Linked DNA regions of Homo sapiens: region 1 is linked to region 2. A link is an interaction called in ENCODE POLR2A ChIA-PET data of the cell type or tissue named here. Cell type or tissue: OCI-LY7. All regions are shown on one strand. Links, peaks and the distances in the headings refer to the core of each region. The heading gives the core; the rest is flanking DNA. Region 1 overlaps LRRC8C (leucine rich repeat containing 8 VRAC subunit C). Region 2 overlaps LRRC8B (leucine rich repeat containing 8 VRAC subunit B).

The links. Peaks named below come from ENCODE experiments on the same cell type or tissue, not always from the same donor. Only the 100,000 strongest peaks of a DNase experiment are listed, where the experiment ranks them.
Region 1: POLR2A ChIA-PET joins it to region 2 with 5 read pairs; 2 of 35 experiments call an interaction of 5 or more read pairs at or near these places.

The regions. Positions count from the first base shown.
Region 1 is chr1:89,684,532-89,688,935 of GRCh38, reverse strand. LRRC8C (leucine rich repeat containing 8 VRAC subunit C) reads right to left here. Exons shown (of 3, transcript NM_032270.5): 2 at 2,325-2,466. The coding sequence starts at 2,462. Among named protein-coding and RNA genes, the nearest start is that of LRRC8C, 54 kb to the right of the region's middle. In OCI-LY7, for the core only: no CTCF peak of the experiment used is centred there; no DNase peak of the experiment used is centred there.
Region 2 is chr1:89,551,137-89,555,540 of GRCh38, reverse strand. All of the region lies in intron 1 of LRRC8B (leucine rich repeat containing 8 VRAC subunit B), which reads right to left. Among named protein-coding and RNA genes, the nearest start is that of LRRC8B, 29 kb to the right of the region's middle. In OCI-LY7, for the core only: no CTCF peak of the experiment used is centred there; DNase peaks (open chromatin) are centred at 2,520 and 2,760; H3K4me3 peaks cover 1,274 bases; H3K27ac peaks cover 1,296 bases.

The sequences.
Region 1 (4,404 bases), core at 215-4,214, 130 kb before region 2:
GAACCAATATCTCTAGTAACTCAATAGATCAATCTTTGATGTGTCAAGGAGCATGCTGAATCACAAGTTTCACTACAGTCACAGAAGTCCAATGATACAGCTTCCTACCAGGCATTTATCACTCTTCCAGCCCAGAAACAGTTGACCAATCAGCAGTCATTTATGCCATAATGTTGCCTAGTAACACAGTTAACATTTGACCTTTATCAGGTCTCCGGGGAAACCAAACTAGAAAACTGAGAAAGTCATAAAATCCAATTCTTCTGCAGAAAAGGAAGGGACCTGTGCCTTCCTTTCACTATGTGCCTCTTGCTCTTGCTGTTCCCTCTGCCTGGAAGCCTCCTTCCAGGACATCTGCCTGGCCTGCTCCTGGACGTCTTTTAATTCCTTGGCCAAAAGTCACCTTTCCAATGAGGCCTTCCCAGGCCATCCTATTTGAAGATTGCAGCTTCTATCTTACCTGCAGGAACCTTCTACCATCTTGGCATGCTTTATTTTTTCCCATTGCCTTTATCTTCTAACATATTTACTAATTGATTTTGCTTATTTTGCTTATTTTTCCCATAGAATTTAAAGTCCATAAAGCTGGGATTTTTGTCTTTTTTCTCCTTCGTTGATAATTCTTAGTAGAACAGTGCCTGATACGCAGTAGGTTCTTCAACAACTATTTCATTTATGAATGAATTTATGCCCCTTTTTTTAGACAATAACTTCTCACTGGCACCCTTTGTTGGAGGGGAGGGGGAAAGATATTTTCAGTGACCAAATAAAAGACAGCATGGTGTGAGGGACTAAGAGCAGGAACTTTGGAACCAAATCACCTGGATTGAATAAAGGCTTCAATACTCACCTTGGGAGGATCGTTAACCTCTCTGTGCCTCAGGTGTCTCATTTGTAAGTGAGGCTAGTAATAGAACCTATATATAAGAGTTGTCATGAGGATGACATTTGTTAAAATACATGTAAAGTGTTCAAAAGAGTTCCTGACACATAGGAAGCAGTATGTGTTCACTATTTTTAAGGCCAACTTTTAAAAGTACTTTATTTTCGCTCTGTACCACTTCTAGTGATTTCTCTTTCTCCCTATACCTTCTTTTCCAGCTGATCTACCCGAAAAATCACATCTACCCCATAGCTTCTATAATACGTTGATTTCCATTCAGTTTTCCAACCACTGACCTAAGATTTCTAATGACGTAGTTGCTACTTTCCTCTTCTTAGTCCATGAGTTAGTTGTGTTGGCTGCCATCATTGTCCATGGCTTCCTTTGGCTTCTGACCTATGCCTCTCTCCTGGTTTTCATCTGTCCTTATGGCTGCCCCTTCTCAGTCTTCTTCAAGGGCCCCACTTCCTTCTCCATTTACTCTTTAATGTTATTACTGACACTATCTTCCTCATCACATTCTCCCTGGATGAGTCCATTTGCAAGCATGGCTTCAGCTCTTATATCAACACCCTATATGTGCCAGTTCTACTGACAGTTTCCCAAAGATGTCATGTTCTTTCTCACATCCATGACTCAGAGCTTTCTTTTCTCCTCTTGGTGTCCTCTTACTTTCAGCTAAGGAGAGGTTCTTGACTAACTTTAGCTGGTTCTCCAAGTTTTAATTCAACCATCACCTTTTCTCTTATTCCCAAACCAAAATGAGGGTTTCTCTTCAGCATTCCCTTAGTGCCTTATGGACACCTCTATCAAAGTATAACACAAGTTATTTTGATTGCTAGTTTATTTATTTCTCCCCTAGAAATGAACTACTTATATGTATCCATGTCCTCAAAGTATGGTACCTGGAACATAGCAGCTATGTAAAAAATACCTGGATTCAATACATAAATACATGGCATCTACATAAATTTTTATTGGGTTCTTTTCAAATTCAGAACTAAACATTCAGTAAAATAATGATATCTCATCAAAATTTTAGTTCTTCCAGAAAATCTTATTAGGGGTAAGGGTAAAGGATGAATAAAAGCAAAAAGTTCCACTTTGGCAGTATCAATGGTGCTGGACATATGTTACATTTCACTGTGAAGCCAATTTGGAAAGATAAGGGGCCCCCTTTGATGTTAGTGACATCAGACATTACTTGACTACAGTCAATTGCTCTTTGGGCTCATTGAAATCTTTCAAGTACCATATTTACCGTATTAGGAAATCCCAGTAAATAGGTGTTTCAGGTTCTCTGCTATGATTACAAATACATCCACAGAGAACAGTGACTAATACTTACATGGTTAAAAATCACACAGCCAGCTCCCTAAAGAGGTTTCAATGACTTGTGCTTTGCTCTGGCCCCCATTTTGCCAGGGATCTAGGCACCTACCTGTAAAGTACATCCAAACACGCCGATCATGAGCATGGCTACTGAGAGGTAATCGGTAAACACATCCCACCATGGCTTCAGCACTCGGAAGGCAGGCTGCTGCTCAGAGAACTGCCGGAATTCTGTCACGGGAATCATGTTTCTGAGAAAGGAGAGATTACTTGTAAATCAATTTATCTTCCAGTACAACATACTGCATTGTTACCAAATGTGGCTCCAACTCCTCACAGCAGAGGTCTGAATTAGTTCAAGAGCTGTCAAGACACATCAATGTTTTGATGAGCCACTGAATAAAATCACCAGTTGAGGAAATAAGGAGACCCACATGGAAAAGGCAAGTACTTGCCTTTTCTTGTCCAATGACAAGGTTCCCTTTGTGCTCCAGGTGGGACAGAAAGAACATGGCCAGACACTTTCCAAGTCCCAGTTATTTCCTGGACCCTCATTTCTCTTAAACAGAACATGAAGATGCCAGAAAGACTAGAGCTCATCCTTTGAAATGTTTTTGCTGTTTATCTTACCATCTTGGGTTATTGCTTTAAGCTTTTTTTTTTTTTTTGCTTTAAACCATTTTTAAGTGTAATTTTAGCATTCTTTTGTGCTAATTCTTTACTGAGCCCTATTTATAAAGCATTTTGCTTGTTCCATGGGAAAGGAAAACAGTGTTTCCACGTGGTCCTTGTCTTTTAAGAAGAAAGGTCTTATTGATGGTGGTGGATTGAGGAGGCCTCAATTTTTCTTCCTTGTTTCCTTTTTGTCTCTATGCTTGTATCTTGATTTTTTTCTCTGTTTCCTGTACTTCTCACATTTCACTGTGAACCCCAAACTTATCCTAATTTTCTCCGCTGAGACAACAGTTCAGTCTGGAAACTCCTATCTTTAACCAAATGACAGAAGATAAATGAATAGGGTGCACCCACGGCTCTGGGAAAAGGGAAAAAGAGGTACATTCTTTTCTTGATGTGCCTCCTCCTTTCTTACTCATTCTTACTGCCTTTAGTGTGACCCAGGACTTGAGGTTAATCATCCTGCTACTGTGAGGAGAAATATTCTTTCTGTATCTTATGGCAATCATCCTCCTACTGTGAGAAGAAATATCCTTTCTTTATCTTATGGCAAGGAATAAGGGTGGCCAAGGAGGGCCAAAAACATTTCACCTTCCTTCCCTAATACTGAATTAAGAACTAGATAGACAATGGCCGGGCGCGGTGGCTCACGCCTGTAATCCCAGCACTTTGGGAGGCCGAGGCGGGTGGATCATGAGGTCAGGAGATCAAGACCATCCTGGCTAACGTGAAACCCCGTCTCTACTAAAAATACAAAAAATTAGCCGGGCGCGGTGGCGGGCGCCTGTAGTCCCAGCTACTCGGGAGGCTGAGGCAGGAGAATGGCGTGAACCCGGGAAGCGGAGCTTGCAGTGAGCCGAGATTGCGCCACTGCAGTCCGCAGTCCGGCCTGCTGGGCGACAGAGTGAGACTCCGTCTCAAAAAAAAAAAAAAAAAAAAAAAAAGAACTAGATAGACAATAAACATCCCACATAAAAGCAAAGCCTCTTCTTTGATTACAGCTTTGGCAACAATTACAATGTTATCTATTCCGTCTTGCTGCATTGTGACTTTCTTATACAATAATTTGTCTTCTTTTTGAATCTGTTAACACAGTGTTGAAAATTTCAACGGCCTGGCGATGTTCTCCTCTCTGACCTACCTACTTGACATCTATGCAGAATACAATTTCCTCATTTTACTGAAACACAACTTTTCTTAACTTTTTTCTGTTACCACCCACTAGGCTACAAGTTTCTTCAGGGTAGAATCTACATGTTCTGCCTATGTGTCTCCTTAAAACATGTATTGCAGGCAAACTGCACAAAAGCTCAATACATTACTTTGTATATTTCTAGTGTGATTAAAATTTCAGACTAGTCCAAACTTTGATTTTCCTGACACTTTATGGCCTCTTTTTTTCTCAGTAAATTATTACAGTCCCACTGCCCCAAATGTTTGATAGTCACAGTTGTCTCAGTGGCAATAACAGATGGCACAAATTCATCTTGACTTCCAAGTTCCACTTCAGAAGG
Region 2 (4,404 bases), core at 322-4,321:
CATGTATCATGCTTATCAATGCACCCCAGGGCTTAGCTTGTAGAAGCTGCTACTAAATATTAATTGAACAGATACAAGAGTTTTAATTAGACCTCCTTGTTTGGAAGCAAAAACTGCAAAAATATCTTACAATCTTCATACCTTCTTACCTTCAATTTACATCCCAAATTCTACATGACATGAAAGGCTTCCTGAATCCTTTAGCAGAGACTAAAGACTCCATTTGAGCCCCATCAGCAGAGAAGACGAATTTAGCTCAGCCATAGCATTCAGAATAAGTTAGGGCAGCTCTGGGCACTCTGAAGTGATAGAGTAAGGTTCTTCTAAAATAACGCACAAATAACTAATATGAATCACATAGAATGCCTACATTCCAAAAAAGGTGACAGGTCATTTCTCCACATTAGGCTGGCTTCGGGCTTCATAACTCAGCAGGATTCTGCAGCTTCACTTGGTCTTAGCAAAGAGGAGAAACATGGGCCCTCTGGAAACAGAGTTTCAATGGTTTTCCAGGAGACAAAAGATATACTCCCCATCTGGAAGTTTGACACATGACTTCTAAATCAGGGTGGGGCTCTGTCATAGCTGAGTGACAAAATCAGCTGCACAACACACAGAGTCTCTAAGTTTCTCCTTTATACACAGCAGATGAATCTATGGTTATTTCTTAGCAACCAAATTTGAAGGGCAAAAAGACTGTGCCAAGAAAACTACAAGTGTAGTTTTTTTCCTGTCTTTTCTCTCTCATCCATGCACAAAAAATAATATTTACCTATTTATATTTGACAATACCATCTGTTTTTATTGTGTGGAGAGTCTTATCCATTTAAGGAAGGCAACAACTTTGTGACTCTCAGTTGAAGAAAGGTAGAAATGAAGAAGGCCTTATGTAACACCAACTTGTGTCACCAACAGCAAGTGGAAATATTACATCTTGCACATGCTCTGACACTAGGTGTACTCGACAATCATGATGAAGTTTCTGCTGGGTGCAAAGAACTGGCCCAGGTAATGAAGGCAATCGAAAGGTGTCACACTCAGACCTAAATCTCAAAAGGAGCTTATGCATTGGTGAAAGAAGGCATAAGTACAAGAAAGATCAAACAAATGAATTATACAGTTACATCTTAAAGTAATACATGCTAGAAGAACAATAGTCACTGTACAGGGTTTATGAGTTGGACCAAGAAAGATGCGTAAGATTTATATAGTTAGGGGGTGAAGGAATAAGGGGTAAAAGGGGTTGGTTAATAACAGGGCACATAATATTTTATGTGGAGGAATGGAACAACAAATAAAGAAGGCAAAAGAAAGCCAAGGTCAATTTAATGAATTAGTGAGCAGATGCATAGATGGAGTGGAATTTATGAGACAGAAATGATGGGGCTAAGAGTAGAAAGGTGATTAGGATCAAATGCTAATTAAGTCTCAAATTCCACACTAAAAAATTTTCAAGATTTAACTCAGGCCCAGAACATAACAGGCACCTGAGAAATTATTGCTTTAGGGGGTAAATATGTCACTTTTAGAATATTCAAATCTTTTTACAAGGAGAGAGGAATTTAGGCTTGATATAAGCAGTAGGAAGTCACTGGTGGTATCTGAGCAAGGGAATGACAGAAAAATACATTTAGGGACATACTATTATATATCAAGAAAATTAATTTGAAAGCATCAGAAAGAATTCATTGGAGAGAGTTCAAGATTGACAGCAGGAAGCCTAATTTTATATTAGGGTATATATCTAGGTACCTTGAGAAATAAAACATAAATGGACTTCAAAATTAAAATTCTGAGTAGAAAAATAGTTACGCTTTAAAAAATTAAACTTTCAGATTTAGCCAGTAAACTGATGCAAATGGACAAAGTAATTAGATTTTAAGGAAGCAGACGTTTCCTGAAATTCTTAACTGACTTTTTCCAAAGAGAAATAAATTTGATTTGTACTTTTTTAGACTAGGTAATACCTGAGTACTCTGGTGGAATTAAATACTTAATGGTAAAAATACCACTTTTAGAATAGGCAAAGATTTTGTATGAAGCTGTAACACAGAAGAACAGTCATTTACAACACACACACAAAAGGGTGCCAGATATATTCTGGGCCAGGTTAAACATGCTGAGATCAAACATCAACTTAAGAATACACTGGGCCCTGAATCAATGGAAAAATCATTTGGCATTATGACACTCACCATGCAATCAAACCTCTGTTTAAAATCAAGTTACAATTACTCTAATTATGGACAAACATTTCATTTGTTGCACAACTGGTACCTAATCAAACACTTCTGTAGAAGAGATGATTTCACCACAAGGTAACTTAATTTCAGTGCGAAATAAGTCTTTTAAATTATTTTTAAAGAGTGTTTTTAACCAATTTACATGTCAGAAATTTTATTTCTATAAAAATTACTACATGAACTAAGTCTAAATCAAACAAAAATGCCTTCCTCTACTTTGAAACAATAGTCTTCTCTCATAAACATTTTATTCAAATATTTCCCAGCAACAGGCTTGTGTGCACTAACCAGGAAGTGAAACCAAATATGATCATATTGTGAAAGCAGAGTAAAATGAAAGAACACAATTGGAATTATCTGAAGCATTATTAAAATTTCATCTGAAAATCCAATTCCCTTGGAAACAACAATTTAATCAAGGAAGTAATAAAAGGAATTTCAAAAGCATAATTCTTCATTTTCTTGTGTGGCAGTGTCCCCAGTCTTCTATGCAAATATCTTTTCCTGTAGCCAGGCTGGCTCATCTGAAACACAAGCTTTCACCAACCCGCCTGGTGAACACAGGGAGCAGGGTTAAGCAATCATTTTCATGCTAGTAAATCAACTCTGGTATAAACGATTGCAATCTTTAATGACTTACTTTGGAGAAAAATGTATCTTTTGCTTCTTAGGTAACAAGTAAATCACATTTCTCTTAATTATTTTTCTGTGGTTACTGTCATTCCCTTTAATCTATTGTAAATTATAAGCTCTCTAAAACCAGAAAATGTATTTTACTGATTAGTCTGCTTTTAACTGACTCAGTAACCTAAACATAGTGAGAGTTATTATAAGTACCTAACGATTATTCTTATTGTCTAAGGATAGTGTTAGCAAACAAAACTCACTATGGTTTACATTTTTCTGCTAAGATGGATACTAAGTAGGATCATGAATTTCTGGGCTCCATTACCATATCTCTTATTCCAAGGAGATTGGGTGTGGGAGAAGGGGCTAGAAGACACCATGCAAAAACAGAATATATTCTCATTTACTAATTATTATTCTTTATACTTATTTTTAATTTTAAGCAGGATTTGAGTAAGCTTAGTATTATATACAGTACAATATTCTTATGAAAATGTCCTAGCAATCTAAATAAGAAGGTAGTTCCTGAACTACCTATGACTTCAGCAAGTGATCAGGTAGCCCCTATTAGACACTGCACAAACACAATGCAAATCTGAATATTAGTGCTACTCTGCAGACAAAGCAGACATACTGCTGCTCTGTATAAGAATGAAATGTAAAAGGAAAAAAAACTATGAATAAATAAGCAGTGACAGACAAATCTATTAGCACGGTACATGCATGTATATAAATATATATAATAATCAAATCATGTGGCTAGTGAATTCTAGAAACACTTGAGAGCCTACTATGTTTTAAGAACAGTGTCACACTTAAGAAACTGAGTCAATTCTATTGCCATGGTGTTAAGAGGTTGAAGAGCCTGGCTAGTGGGTCTCATTCAGAGCTTGTCTGTGGACGCACCAAAAGTATTGAGGCAGGCCAGACCGCTAGTCAGTCCCGTTTTCTTTGGGGACCCTCTTTTCTTGTTACTCCCTCACTCACTTTATCAAATACTGCACTTTCACCACAGAGCCTGATCCTTTATATTTATATTCATTGAATTCTCTTGACAGGGAGAATTCATTGAGCATTTGCTGTGGTATGGGCTGAATAAGATAAGAAAGTATATTTCATTTTCTATCTATCCTTAAAACACTTATAAAGTTAGGAAAATGAGAAATTTGTACAAAAAGTGAACAGGAAAAAAATGAAGGATTAAATAGTGGAGTGGAACAACTCTGAACATCTATATAATGCTCAAAAGTTTATGGAGCATTTTTTTCATAGTCATTTAAATCATACACTTGACTTTAGGATAAGGATACAAGCTCAGAGAGAAAAAAAATTAGCTGCTGATGACACATGGCTGGTGAGCAAGAGCTTGATCCTATAACTGACACCAAACATGGTGCTCTTCCAACCATCCAAAGCTTCCTCTTGTAAGATGAACAGGTATAGCTCAGGGAATGGAGAAGGCAACATAGATAAGGTATCTCTGAGCCGTTAGGGATATGCAGGGGCTGGAGCAGGAAAAAAATCTCCAGCGGGG